3 separate regions of the Homo sapiens genome follow, and all the other regions are linked to region 1. Evidence: read pairs that join two places in POLR2A ChIA-PET (ENCODE). Cell type or tissue: A673. All regions are shown on one strand. Each heading gives the region's core, and the rest is flanking DNA. Links, peaks and the distances in the headings are about the cores only.

Region 1 (4,789 bases), core at 829-3,328:
ACTTGGTGGGACGAGTAAGAGCTTTGTGTTATTTTCTTCTCCTTCTCTCCTTATTTTACCAGTAGGAAAATTAAAGGCCCTAGAACGACTGCCCCATTCGGAACTTCTTTCCAATCAAGGGTCACAGTTAATTATTAAGTAACAGCATAATGGGTTTCTGCTCATATTGGATCATGTATTTGTTATAGCTGCATAACAAACCACCCCCCGCCCCACCCCCAAAAAATCAATGGCTTGGAACAACAGGGATTTACTCAGCTCACAAGTTCTTAGGTCTGCTTGATGGTTCTGTTTATCTGGGAATTGACTGGCTAAACTTGGGTTGCAGATTGGCTAGATTGGGCTGGTCTGGAATGGATTCAGCTAGGACAGCAGGTCTCTGACCCACATGTCTCTCATCCTCCAACAGAGTAGCTTGGGCTTGTTCACATGGCAGCTGGGCAGAGTTCCAAGAGAGTGAGAGAAAGGTTGTAAGGACTGGGACCTGCATGCCATCACTTCCATCACATTCTATTGGTCAAAGTCACAAGAGAAGCTTAGATTCAGAGTGGGGAAATAGACTCCATTTCTTGATGGGAGGTGCTTTAAAGTCTCACTGCAAAAAATGTGGATACAGGGAGGCCATGAATTGGGATCAATCCATGCAATCAATCTACAGCAAACGTCAGTGAAGAAATTCCATTATGTTCTTCCTTTGACTCCCATCCTGGCCTCAGAGTTGAAACCCCAGCTATTCTTTCATCTTTCTAGCATACACGCATTTATTATGTAGGACCCAAAACTGGGTGGTGGAGGGGAAGCCCAAAGGTGCCTACTATGTGCACCATGCATTGTATTACACTTAGAAAAAAGGAAGTAATAGAAGAGTTCTTGCCCACAAACCAAGTGTGGATATCAGACCTGTAAAAACCAAGTGCCGAGAGTCATGAGTAAGCAATATGCAAATTTTGGTGGCAGCAGAAAGGAGCATAGGATTAACTCTATTCAAACATGTCAGAGAAGGGACACAGAGGAAGAGATCTGTGAGCTGGGATGACTGAGGATTTTCTGGGCAAGCCAGCTGAAGAAAGGCAATCCAGGTAGAGGGAACAGCATTTATAAAGGCATAGAGTGTGAAATAGGATATTGAGTATAGAAAACTGCAGATGTGGCCAGGCATGGTGGCTCATGCCTGTAATCCCAGCACTTTGGGAGGCTGAGACAGGCAGATCACCTGAGATTGGGAATTCAAGACCCACCTGACCAACATGGAGAAACCCTGTCTCTACTAAAAATACAACAATTAGCCAGGCGTGGTGATGCATGCCTGTAATCCCAGCTACTCGGGAGGCTGAGGCAGGAGAATCGCTTGAACCATGGAGACAGAGGTTGAGGTGAGGTGAGCTGAGATCACTCCATTGCACTCCAGCCTGGGCAACAAGAGTGAAACTCCACCTCGAAAAAAAAAGAAAAAAGGAAAAAAGAAAATGGCAGATGTGGCGTAAGTGGGAGCCAGGGAGGGATGTTGGGAGATGGACCTCAGGGGTAAGGATATAGAAGACCCTGGGGAGAGGCTGGGGAGTGGGTATTAAGTGTGGTGGGGGAACGAGGGGTAACATGGCTAGATTTGCATTCTAGAAGGAGGACTTTGCCTGGGGAGTGGTGGAGAAACCACAGTAGAAGCTGGATGAGGAGTAGGGAGAAGGGATGACTTCTGTTTGGGATATGCTGCGTTTGAGGTGTCGATGGGACACTGAGATGATGGCAGTGGAGGTGGATCACTCCTCAGATCAAAATGCAGAAGGCAGCTCGGAACACTGAAGCTGGAAGCTTCTCAGAGCTCAGGGGGCCTGTGGGCTCTTGGAACACCAACTCAGTCCTCTCCAGGATTTTCTCACTCTTTTCTCTATCTCTCAATTGGCATTTCTCTCTCATCCCACACAGACACCCTGTAAGTCAGAGCCCAGTTCTTCCCCTACACTGGGAGGGGGGTAAATTTAAAAATTCCAAAGGAGGAAGAAAGGAAGGATCTGCTTTCTGACGGACAGTCTCAAAGAAGTGTCAAAGCCTCGGACCCCAGCCAAGTGTCCTTTCCCTCCCCACTCCCCCGACAAACATCATCTCCCATGGCTTTGGACGCCCGGCGTCTCTGTATCTCTCCACAGATCTGTGTTTTTCTCTCGGGGCCATCTGTCGCTGACTCTGCTATAAATCTTGTTGTGTTTCCTTGCCATATGGCATAATTAATTACTTCAAGGCACAAAAGACCCCACAGCTCTGCAGGCCAGGAGCCAGCTGGCTCACTGAGGAGCAATTTGCCACAATGAGGCAAATAGCCGGGCTACTGTGCCCTGTCAGCCGGGTCCCACAGCAGGAACCAAGTTGGCTGGAACCCCCATTCCCTGCGGCAGCATCTGCCACTAGCTCGGCAGAGGCTGTGTCTTCAAGGTTACATGAGTGGCATTTATAGACATTAAGGCCACACACCGTCTATTGCTATAGAAGGGAGCGTGCATCTATTAACTCAACGGGGACCCCCCCCAACCTCATTTATCTTTGTCACTTAACTGCTAAGTCCAGAACAGTCTGTCTGTTCCACTTGGGCAATGGTTTATTGGACTCCCAAATCTTTGGAAAACTACTGAGGGAGAATAAAATTAAAGAACACAGCCATTGAAAGCTGAGTCCTTGAGTGGGCCCCTCCGCCTCTGAGCAGTTGGCCTCTGCATCTGCAAACAGGAAGGACTGGATGAGCACTCAGTTCCCTTCCAGCTACAGTGTGCCAGGACTCCTTCAATCAACCAACGGATATTCAATTGACAACCATCCCTGTACTGAGTGCTGGGGAAACAGTTCTGGTGAGGCAGATGTAGCCCCCTGCTCTTATGTAGCTTGCTGCTAGAAATGAGGACCACACACGAGCATGGGCACACACACAACATACACATAAATGTACCAAATTATCACAGCTGGTGGCCAACAGGATGAGGAACTGAATAAAGCAGGGGCTGAATTAAAGAACATCAGGAGGCCAGGCATGGTGGTTCACGCAGCGCTTTGGGAGACCAAGGCAGGAGACTCCTGACTCACTTGAACACAGGAGTTTGAGACTAGCCTGGGCAACACAGTGAGACTCTATCTCTAAAGAAATAAAATTAAATTTAAAAAATTAGCCAAGCATGGTGGTGTGCACCTGTACTCCCAGCTACTCAGGCCTGAGGAAGGAGGATCGCTTGAGCCCAGTAGGTTGAGGCTGCAGTGAGCTGAGATTGCACCACTGCACTATAACCTGGGTGACAGAGCAAGACCCTGTCTCAAAAAAACTTTTTAAAAGAACACCACCTTCAGAGAGAGGACTCACAGAAGGTCTCTTTGAGGGAGTGATATTTTGTTAAACAGATTTATTGAGTTATAATTCATATGCTGTAATAGTTACCCTTTTAAAGTGCAAAATTCAGTGGTTTTTAATATTTTTGCAAGGTTGTGCAATCATCACTACAATCTAATTTTAGAACATTTCATCACCCCCCAAAAAAGGCTTACACCTATTAGCAGTCACTCCCCATTCTCTCCTTCCCCCAAAGGCCCTGACAACCACTAATCTACTCTCTGTCTCTATGGATTTTCCTATTCTGGACATTTATTATGAATGGAATCATACCATATGTGGCCTTCTGAGCCTGACTTCTTTCACTTAACATAATACTTTCAAGGTTTATTCATATTGTAGCATGTATCAGAACATCAGTCCTGCCAGGTACGATGGCTCACACTTACAATCCTAGGACTTTGGGAGACAGAGTTGGGAGTTTGAGCCCAAGAGTTAAAGACTAGCCTGGACAGCAGAGCAAGACCCCCTCTCTGAAAAAAAAAAAGAGTAGCAGGGTGTGGTGGCACACACCTGTGGTCCCAGCTACTTGGGAGGCTGAGCTAGGATTGCTTGAGCCTGGGAGGTTAAGGCTACATTGAGCCATGGTCATGCCACTGCACTCCAGCCTGGGCAACAGAGCAAGACTCTGTCTCAGAAAGAGAGAAAGAGAGAAAGAGACAAAGAAAGAAGAAAAGAAAAGAAAAGAAAAGAAAAGGAAAGAAAGAAAGAAAGAAAAGAAAGAAAGTAAAAGAAAAGAAAGAAAGAGAAAGAAAGACAAAGAAAGAAAAAGAAAGAAAGAAAGAAAGAAAGAAAGAAAGAAAGAAAGACAGACAGACAGAAAGAAAGACAGAAAGAAAGAAAAGGATGTCAATCCTTTTTGATGGCCAAATAATACTGTGTTGCAAGGATATAGCACGTATATAGCATGTTTTGTGGAATCATCAATCAGTTGATGGACTCTAGGTTGTTTCCACTTTGGGATTATTATGAATAATGCTGCTATGAACACTTCTGTACAGGCTTTTGTGTGGACATGTTTGTATTTCTTGAGGGGGTGACATTTAACCTGAGATCTCAAGGGTAAGAAAGAATCAGTCATGTAAAAAGCTAGGCAAAATTCTTCTTGGCTGAGGGAACAGTACAGACAAAGGTCTGGAGATGGGCTACTATACATGTCTAGGGCCCTTTAGGTGGCTCGCAGGCTTTAGAGGAATTACAAGAGCATCTTTTTCAAGCTGCACAAATCCAATTTTCTGCCGAGGTGTGTCTAGTCTCTTCCTGAGTGTGCAATCTGAGTCAATTTAGTCTAAGGGTTTATTGTCAGCTCAGAGGAAAATTTCTTGGATTGAGCAACTTGGGGTGACTTCTGCAGGCCCCCACAATTTGCAGGAAGCCTGAGGAATCGTGGGTGGGAAAGTCGAATGGAGTGGTTCCAGGAGG
Region 2 (4,789 bases), core at 1,451-3,950, 69 kb after region 1:
GTGTGGTGACTCGCACCTGTAATTCCAGGTACTCGTGAGGCTGAGGCAAGAGAATCGCTTGAACCCAGGAGGCGGAGGTTGCAGTGAGCCGAGATTCACCTCTGCACACCAGCCTGGGTGACAGAGTGAGACTGTGTCTCTAAAAAAGGAGTGCTTAGAGAAATTTGGGGGGGGGGGGTGGAAATATTCTGTATTTCAATTGTGATAGTTACATGAGTCAATGATATTTTAAAAATTATACTAGGTTTTATTAGCTACACCAAAAACAGTAAACTTTAAATTAAAATAGAAATATTTCAAATGTTTAAAATGTTTTAAAATATTTGTTATGCCATTACAGTTGTCAAAAACATATCTTAAATGTTTAGTGTTCCCTACCATGGACGTAACATAGTTTATTTTACCTCCCCCTACTGGAAGCAGAAGCCATCAGCTTGTGCAATTAGCAATTAGCTTGTCCCTGAACCTGAATTTCCTTCTTCTAAAATAAGACAATGAGTATTTCAGAGCCATTTCCAGAATCTCTAAATAAAGAAAAAAGCTTGCTCTCTGAGAATAAAAACTAAGTCAATACATAACACAAAGGGCCGAGAAATGCCAAAGGTTTCTGGTCTAGGCAGCTTTGGCAGTGGTTTCATGAACTATAGTCTCAAATCCAGTGGACGTGTGCCCACCAATTACAATGGGAAACATGAAAATAAGGAAAGATGACTTGTCCCAAAGCCACCGTAGTCGGGGATTGCAAGTACTGGACATCCAGCGTAAGCCTCTCCTAGGAGGGGTGACTTGGTCCCAAGTAACCATCTGACTCATCTGACTGTGGGTCTGTGCCCGCTACACCACCTTCTGATGGTCATTTTGCTTCCCACAAGGGGGACCCACAAGAGAGAGAGCTCCAGCCACACAGACGCTGGGCACGTAGGCTCCTGTGGGAGCCAGTGTTTAATGCAATGTAGCAAACTGGACATTCTAGTTATAGTGTAGCTTTTCAGATAAATCTGTGTAAGTGAGTTAGCGCACTTTTGGGAGGGGGAGGCTCTCACTTAGTAGGATTCTCAAAAGGGTCTTTAATCTTAAAATAAGAACCAGAGGCCTATAGAAAGAGAATAATTTAGTCAGGCAGACTTGGCTGATTATGTGAGTTTCACAATAAGAGACAGATGCTTAATACAGTGATATAATAAAATCTAGTTTCTGAGTCTGGAAGGCTGAAAGCCACTCCTTGCCCCACAGTCAAGATACTAGTATCTAAGGAGAAAACCAGCTGTCCTCAAACAGATAAAATATACCTCTCAATGTCTCCACATGGATGTATCTGGAGTAATTTTTTTCTTTTTGAAATTTCTACCTATTATCAAGCATAATTGTAAAAACTAAAAAGAGTTAATGTATATAAAACTATAACATGCAATCTACAAATCTTAGTGGAGTTTTCTTAAACTCTAAATAAATGACCATCTACTGTAATAAACATGAATTAAATGACCATCTACTGTAATAAACACAAAATAAATCACAAATTACAATTTACGTTTTGAATTTGTACCATAATGTAAAGAAGCAAGAACACTACCGTTTCTTACACATAGAACTACTCCTATCAATAATAAGGAATACTTTCTTTCTAAAGGCTATTTGTGCTTTCAACATGGACTTTTCAGTTCAAAATTGGGCTATGAGCACAGGACAGTGAAGACACAGAAAACTCTACAGCCTAAATGGAGCAGAAAATTTCAAGTTATCCACCAATCACTTACTGATTGAAGCTAGAAAATTACTAAATAAATTCCATGTCCACTAAAGAAGAAAACAAGGCCACTTGTGGTGGCTACACAAACAGAAAGATGCAAACTACCATATCACTATGGAGACTATGTTTAGATAGTTCTTCAAAGGTACTCACTAACAAATTATTGTAAAACACTAAACATCATGTGTTCTATGCATTATCCTATATTCTATATTCATTCTTTGTTATTATTCTATATTCTATGCGTATAGAATAATAAAAGTTATCCATACACTATTTGTTTGTGGTTAAATAAAATCTTCAAGCAATTACACTTTAAAGCAAACATCCTTCTTGACTCAACTCTGTATGTTTCACACTAGTCTATAAGCTCCATGAAGGAAGGGGCCGTGGCTGGGTTTGTCATAGTACCCCATGCCTGGCTCATAGAAATGGCTCTGCAACTATGTACTGAATTAATGTCATAAATGGTATCATAAATGTCCTTTAAGGACTGTCAGTGTTCCTAGAAAATTATAAAGAATCTTTAAAATGTTGTTTCAGACCTTCCTATCATATTTATGAATACTTTGAAAGGACAAGCTTTGCAATAGGTGATCCAACATTTGAAATGTCCAGTAAATAGAAATGAGACTCCAGGGGAAAGATGAAGTTCACATTACTCAACCTCTTTCAACTATGTGTGATTTCAAGTCATCTGAATTTCATTCTGTTTTTAAAAAGAGTAACAAAGTAATACCGCCTACAGTAAAAGTCGTCTGAATCACTTGAGGGCTTAAGATGTTGACCCTTTGTGGGACTTTGCTTGTGAATTAGACCTTACTTAAATAAAAGTATTTCTTGGCCAGGCGCGGTGGCTCATGCCTGTAATCCCAGCACTTTGGGAGGCCGAGGTGGGTGGATCATGAGGTCAGGAGATGGAGACCATCCTGGCTAACACAGTGAAACCCCGTCTCTACTAAAAAAAAAAACAAAATACAAAAAAAAATTAGCCAGGCATGGTGGCGGTGCCTGTAGTCCCAGCTACTCGAGAGGCTGAGGCAGGAGAATGGCATCAACCTGGGAGGCAGAGCTTGCAGTGAGCCCAGGTCACGCCACTGCACTCCAGCCGGGGTGACAGAGCAAGACTCCATCTCAAAAAAAAAAAAAAAGTATTTCTTTTCCAACATGATGTAAAACAACTGGCCTGCACATCTAAATGCTCCTGTTTTAACTGGGCCTGCAAGGGAGTCTGTGGGTCACAGTTTACTACTCCCAGTAGGCCCCATTATCAGCTACATTAGCTCAACAACATTTCAGTAAACTAAAGCAGCTATACCATTTGGACAAATAGTCAGCTTTTCCAGGATTTGCACTCATTGGTTAATTGAATAATGTGTCAACATAACAAAATGTGTGCCTCTTGCCATCTCAGGGAAGCAAAATCTCCCCTAGACAGAATGTTCCATTTTCTGAGACTCTCCTGTAATAGGCAGGAAACTGCAGACCCATTGTTTCATTTAAATTAGCTAGATATTTCGTTCTGATGCTCTTCTGTTTTAAAATTGTGGAAAAGGCAAAGTAACTAAAATAAGGAAGCACCAAGAATAGTGACTTCAAATAATTAGCTGGAAATAAAAAAATCACTAGTGATAGACCAAAGGCAAATTAAAATGTATGCTTCTCATTCAGATACTAAAAATACAAATCTGAACATCTCTTTCAAGAATACCAAAAACTGGCGGTCACATGGCTTCCTCTATAATGAAGCTGATATAGAAACTCTTGTCAAAAAACACTTGACCCGAATCCCTTTTACCAACAGCGTGAAGTCATACCAGCCATTTAAGTCATTAGGCTGAGACTTTTAACACGCAATTAACTTTCTTACAGGATCTAGAAATTCCCCAACCCCCAACCTCCAAATCAAACAGGTAGGCTACTGACTGCCATCCCGTGGTAGAGAGAATTTTGCAAGATGTTTTACCTGATAATCTCAATGTAACAGAATCCTAACACAGCACAAGGAGTGACTGTTACTATGTAAATGGCTACATTATAAAACTAAAGCCAAAGCCACTAAGATAAGTAGAAAACAGGCCGGGGTGCGGTGGCTAAGGCCTGTAATCCCTTCACTTTGGGAGGCCAAGGTGGGCGGATCATGAGGTCAGGAGTTCGAGACCAGCCTGACCACCATGGTGAAAGCCCATCTCTACTAAAAATGCGAAAAAAATTAGCCAAGTGTGGTGGCAGGCGCCTGTGGTCCCAGCTACTCAGGAGGCTGAGGCAGGAGAATCACATGAACCTGGGAGGCAGAGGTTGCAGTCAGCCAAGATTGTGCCACTGCACTCCAGCCTGGGCGACAGAGCTAGACTCCATCTCAAAAAAAAAAAAAAAAAAAAGAAAAGAAAAAAGGAAACAAATTGGAATCTCAGGAGGAGGTTCCAATGGCCCAATTGGAGAGTCTATTTTAAAAAGAGCAACAGAATAACAATTACTGAAGGGCTGTTTCCTAAAATTACTCTCTGGTTGGTATTTCTCAGTTTTCAAATGTCACGAGAAATATGCTGGCTGTCACTTACTCTGCCTTAAAGCATTAACAAAGAATACCACTGAAAAACAAAGGCATTCATACAAGGAAGTGAACATCCTAAGCACATAAGTATGTTCTTAAGAGGGACACTAAAAAAGGAAACCCCAAGAAAAAAAATAAAAACTGAACAGAAGTTCCTAACTTTAGTAATATTATATACTACCCCCCCCCAAAAAAACTGCCCATGAGTTGAGATTTATCAATTTTATATCTAGAAACCCTACATATTCAGGACTCCCTGACCTTGGGTGGCGGAGGGACACTAGGAAAGGCAAGAGAAAAAGGAATTTTCTACCACCTTTATAGAAATATTCAGTTTTTTTGGTGAAATTTAGGTTTGATATAGGAGTTCTTGTTCTCTAAGTAAGTTTCCCATTTGCCAGAAATTTTAAGCAGCATTGATTTTTTCAATTAGCTTCTGATATGCTACACTCTGGCATAGGGGTGTTAAACTCACGACATTGCAG
Region 3 (4,789 bases), core at 1,485-3,984, 160 kb before region 1:
ATGAGAATTTTTTATTTCAATTATCCACAAAACAATATTATAATACTTTATAAAAATATTAAGTTTAGGCTGCCATTATTCATTTTAAAAAGTGTGCTAGAAGGCTGTTTTTGCTAACTTCCTTTTTTGGTAAAGGTTAACTTCCACATTAAGACACTGAAGACGAAAAGCTGTTGGAAAAACTCTTCAAATGTACAAAGTTGTTTATTTTTCTTGGCAATTTAAAAATACAGAACAATTTAAAATGAATACACATTAAGTTAGTGTTTTATCCCTACTATACAATTGTTATTATATAAGGAACTGCTCCATTCAGTTAAAACCTAATGAATACCATCAACTTTTCCTGGCTTACTTTCCTGATCAGATTTAGTACATAACATAATTTTGTTACCCTTTTGAATATACTTAGAAAAATTACAATATCATAGTTCACATAAAGCCCTTTAAGAATCTCATGTCACAAGTTGTTGACAAGAGGAAATAATGACGTCACTCTTCTTAGGAAGACCCTCTTGGTAGAGAGTCAATACTAAGCAGGTTATGTAAACAGAAAAAACAACCACAGTTTTTAGTACGAGAACCATTGCCAACTTGCATGAAGTCCATCTGTCACATTTTAAAATGGTTTGAATTTGAACGTATATGCCATGGCACAGAATTTCAAATCTAATGATTAAATCAGGTAAATAATGATAGTTAAGAATTATATCCTGAAAATAGAGGAACCTAGTATAAGGTTTAATTTAAGGTGTGACTGTAAGAGAGTATTTTATAACATACACACTAGACCTTCATTTTATTTATTAGATTTAATTTTTCCTTTGCTAGACACTTATACCACTAATGCTGCTATTCAAATTTGTATTTTGAAATTTTTTAGTTACTCTTAAAAATAGTTTTATTTTGTATGTTTCACTTTTGCACTTCAGGGTAAAAACTGTTAAGTTTAGGCTGCCATTATTCATTTTAAACAGTGTGCTAGAAGGCTGTTTTTGCCAACTTCCTCTTTTGGTAAAGGTTAACTTCCACATTCCTTTTCACCACTGTTAATATTCAGAATAAGTTTTCCTCCCCAAATCAACTATTTAATATATTCTAAAGGGGAAAAAATGACCACCATTAAGTAGACTTTAAAAGTGAATATAGATTCAAACATGATTTGAAAACTGGAGTTCTAAAAATGTTTTGCATAAAAGCCGTATCCCACTGGAATGAATGTGAAGCCGAAACTTCACTATTTTGAACAAATAATGCCCATTTAGTGTGTAAGAAAAATTAGTTTTATAGTTAGTTATACCTTATAACTCTTAAAAGTCTCAGAAGATAGCTAAGTGAGGAGCTATGAATGCCAACAATGCCATTTTGTCACTCTATGACATCAACATTAAACATTACATTCCATCCCTCTTCTTGTAAAACTTTCACATTTTCTTTTCTCGTATTTCTTTGAAATACATTTTACTCTCTCTGTTCATCTATTTCGACATGAGCAAAAGTGCATTCAAGTCCCTGATCTGGTTCTATTTTCTATTTGTGGCACCCATCACCATAAGGACATATTAGCAATATCTCACAGTACCAAGTCTATTTTTTTAAAAGTGCTCTTTAAATGCTGGGTCTTACTCCGCATGTTATCTAAAGATTAAAAGATTTCCCCTTGGATTGGATAGTACAGTTTCAATTATATATTGCCTTAAAAAATTGCCGGGCATGATGGCTCATGCCTTTGGGAGGCCAAGGCAGGCGGATCACGAGGTCAGGAGTTCGAAACCAGACTGGACAACATGGTGAAACCCCGTCTCTACTAAAGATATAAAAAATTAGCCAGGTGTGGTGGCGGGTGCTACTCAGGGCACTGGGATTACAGGGTGGCACTGGGATTACAGGGTGCTACCTGTAATCCCAGCTACTCAGGAGGCTGAGGCAGGAGAATCACTTGAACCAGTGAGGCAGAGGTTGCAGTGAACCAGGATGGCGCCAATGCACTCTAGCCTGGGCAACAGGGTAAGACTCTGTCTCAAAAAAAAAAAAAAATCAATGCAACCTCATACAAGATTAAGTCACTTTCCAGTTACCTTCATTATTCTAAGTCAAACTCTTCAGAAAAGGACTGAAGTGAAAAATTTCTTATTCTACTTTTCAGTTCCATTAATATGAATGTTAACGTACTGCATTATACTTTCAAATTCCACGTCTGTGGTCTAACATTTAATCAAGTTTGAGATCCTGTTTATATTCCTTTTGAAAAACCTGGCCCATGTCCATGCAAAAGGAGGCATATATTAAGATTGCCTATTGACTATTTAACTCAGAAAAAACTTTTGAGAATAATAAATATAAGAAAGTTTAAAAAACTGGAATGGAATTATTTGGTCCCATGATATTCTTTAATTTTAGATTTTATTATGGTATAGCTTTTTATCACTCAAGTTTTATCTATAACAATAAATAATTTTCTTTGAGCAATTCTGACTTTGGGGAAGAAAAGAAAGAAAATGATTTATAAGCAGTAGCCTCACTGTCCTTCATTACCATGCTATCACTCACACTGTCATCAGTATCTTAGCTCTATTTTCTTTGGACCCTGAAATCGGTTGGAAAATTCATCATCGTACTTTAAAGTTTAATACTTGGGGTAAAAAAAAGTGGTTTTGTGGAACCATATCTGGGACTCCAGTTTACCATTAAAAATGTGCAGAGTAAAGAAGATTTTCTTCTTTTGATCCCTGTAGAAATTCTATACAGGTTCTTCACATTTTGGCAGATGTGAGCATATAAAATAGGCTACTTGAATTAGAAGTTTTCTCCTGGCTGGTACTATGGCTCTGTAGCAGTGAAGTAGTCTCCCAAGAAGGACTGAACATATTCAAATGTTGGTCTTTCATCAGGGTCCTTCTTCCAACACAGATTCATCAATTCATGGAGGGATTCTGGACAGCCCTGAGGGCAAGGCATCCTGTATCCTCGCTCCACCTGTTCCAGTATTTCATGGTTCACCATACCTGGATATGGCACTCTGCCCTTTGTTACCAGTTCTGTCTGTAGAATTCCAAATGAGCAGACACCAGACTTTATTGTAAACCCACCATACAGTGCAACTTCAGGAGCTGTCCATTTGATTGGAAATTCTGCACCTTGTCTTGATGTGTATTCATTGTCTTCAATTAACCTTGCTAAACCAAAATCTGCTATTTTGCACAGAAGATTTTCTCCTACAAGAATATTAGCAGCCCAGAGATCTCGGTGAATATAGTTCATTCTTTTAATATATGCCATACCATCAGCAATCTGAGCAGGCATATCAACCATTTGTGGAAGCTTCAAATACTTTCCATCTCCTTCCTTAAGGAAATTGAATAAGCTTCCTTTTGACATCAATTCAGTGACAATGTAAATTGGCTCTTCAGAAACAACAGCATATAGTGGAACAAGTTTACCATGTCTTATTTTTTTCATTACCTGAGCTTCTTGAAGAAAAGCTTCTGGCATCATTGTACCTGGTTTTAGTGTTTTGATTGCTACTTTTGTGGTTCCATTCCATATTCCCATCCACACTTTGCCAAAACATCCTTGTCCTAGTTTAACCTCTAGTCGCAAAGATTATCAAGGGATTTCCCAAGCATCTTTTGCTAGACCTTGAATCTGAGGTTTCACAGTTGGACACACAGTTGTTAACTTGTGGCATAAACCATCAGCATGTTCTGTGTAGTGTTTTGCCAATTTCTGCAGAGTATCAAGTTGTTCTCTGGTTGTGATATAGTATCTACCATTGTCAAGTTTCCTAATTTTGTGGTGTTTCACATTGTCACCCCTTACCTCATCCCAATCACGAATAGAGAGGGAATAAGCACCTTTAGTAGTTTCGCTCTCTCGTTTTTGTTTTGTTTTGTTCTGTTTGCTTATTTGTTTTTTAGACGGAGTTTTTGCTCTTGTCGCCGAGGCTGGAGTGCAGTGGCGCGATCTCAGCTCACTGCAACCTCCGCCTCCCAGGTTCAAGTGATTCTGCTGCCTCAGCCTCCTGAGTAGCTGGGATTACAGGCACTCACCACCACGTCCAGCTAATTTTGTACTTTTTTTTTTAGTAGAGATGGGGTTTCACCATGTTGGCCAGGCTAGTCTCGAACTCCTGACCTCAGGTGATCCGCCCAACTCGGCCTCCCAAAGTGCTGGGATTACAGGCATGAGCCACTGCACCCAGCCATTTCACTCTCTCTTCCTAAGAAAATACCTCATTAATTTCCAGGATTCAGAAGTAATCTTTCAGCATCTTTTCTCCCCATTTTGCCAAAATACCATTCTTCTGCCTGAATGGAATCTGCAGGCGCTACATAACTGCTCAGGATATAACCATTCTTTCCTGTAGTGATTGATCTTGCTTCCCACCAGTCTCCTTCTGTATTGTTAATTATTTGAAATTTTTCACCCTTCTTAAATGAAAGGTCTTCTGTAGTTCTAGCTTCATAATCATATAAGGCCACAAATATAGTAACACCACGTGTTAAGCCAGCAGGATATGAACTTGGCACCACTGAGAATGAGGAAGATGCCCACCTCCAAAAGGTGTTACCCCTGAGGATCCTCCAAATGGTATAATGGAATGGAAAGACGGCTGAAATTAACTGCTGTTCCCTTTGCTGAAGATGATGGACATGGTGACACTGCAGTGGGTTCTGCTCCCATGGCTCACCCTTGTACTGACAGGCTCTGGAGTATTTTCAGGTATTTAATGGCTGGACTTTTGTTTTCTTTGCTTTTAATGCAGCCCATTATCAAATCTGTCCTCTGG

Evidence for each region. ChIA-PET counts read pairs that join two places held together with the same protein. Peaks named below come from ENCODE experiments on the same cell type or tissue, not always from the same donor. Only the 100,000 strongest peaks of a DNase experiment are listed, where the experiment ranks them.
Region 2: POLR2A ChIA-PET joins it to region 1 with 5 read pairs; 2 of 35 experiments call an interaction of 5 or more read pairs at or near these places.
Region 3: POLR2A ChIA-PET joins it to region 1 with 5 read pairs; 4 of 35 experiments call an interaction of 5 or more read pairs at or near these places.

Annotation. Positions count from the first base shown.
Region 1 is chr22:25,491,047-25,495,835 of GRCh38, reverse strand. No RefSeq gene overlaps it. Among named protein-coding and RNA genes, the nearest start is that of MIR6817, 38 kb to the right of the region's middle. In A673, for the core only: no CTCF peak of the experiment used is centred there; DNase peaks (open chromatin) are centred at 965, 2,245 and 2,935; H3K27ac peaks cover 667 bases.
Region 2 is chr22:25,422,779-25,427,567 of GRCh38, reverse strand. It overlaps LOC124905095 (a long non-coding RNA gene), which reads left to right and starts at 210. Exons shown (of 2, transcript XR_007068037.1): 1 at 210-4,789. In A673, for the core only: no CTCF peak of the experiment used is centred there; no DNase peak of the experiment used is centred there.
Region 3 is chr22:25,647,243-25,652,031 of GRCh38, reverse strand. The region is part of intron 3 of GRK3 (G protein-coupled receptor kinase 3); the gene reads right to left. It also overlaps the pseudogene YES1P1. Among named protein-coding and RNA genes, the nearest start is that of GRK3-AS1, 84 kb to the right of the region's middle. In A673, for the core only: no CTCF peak of the experiment used is centred there; no DNase peak of the experiment used is centred there.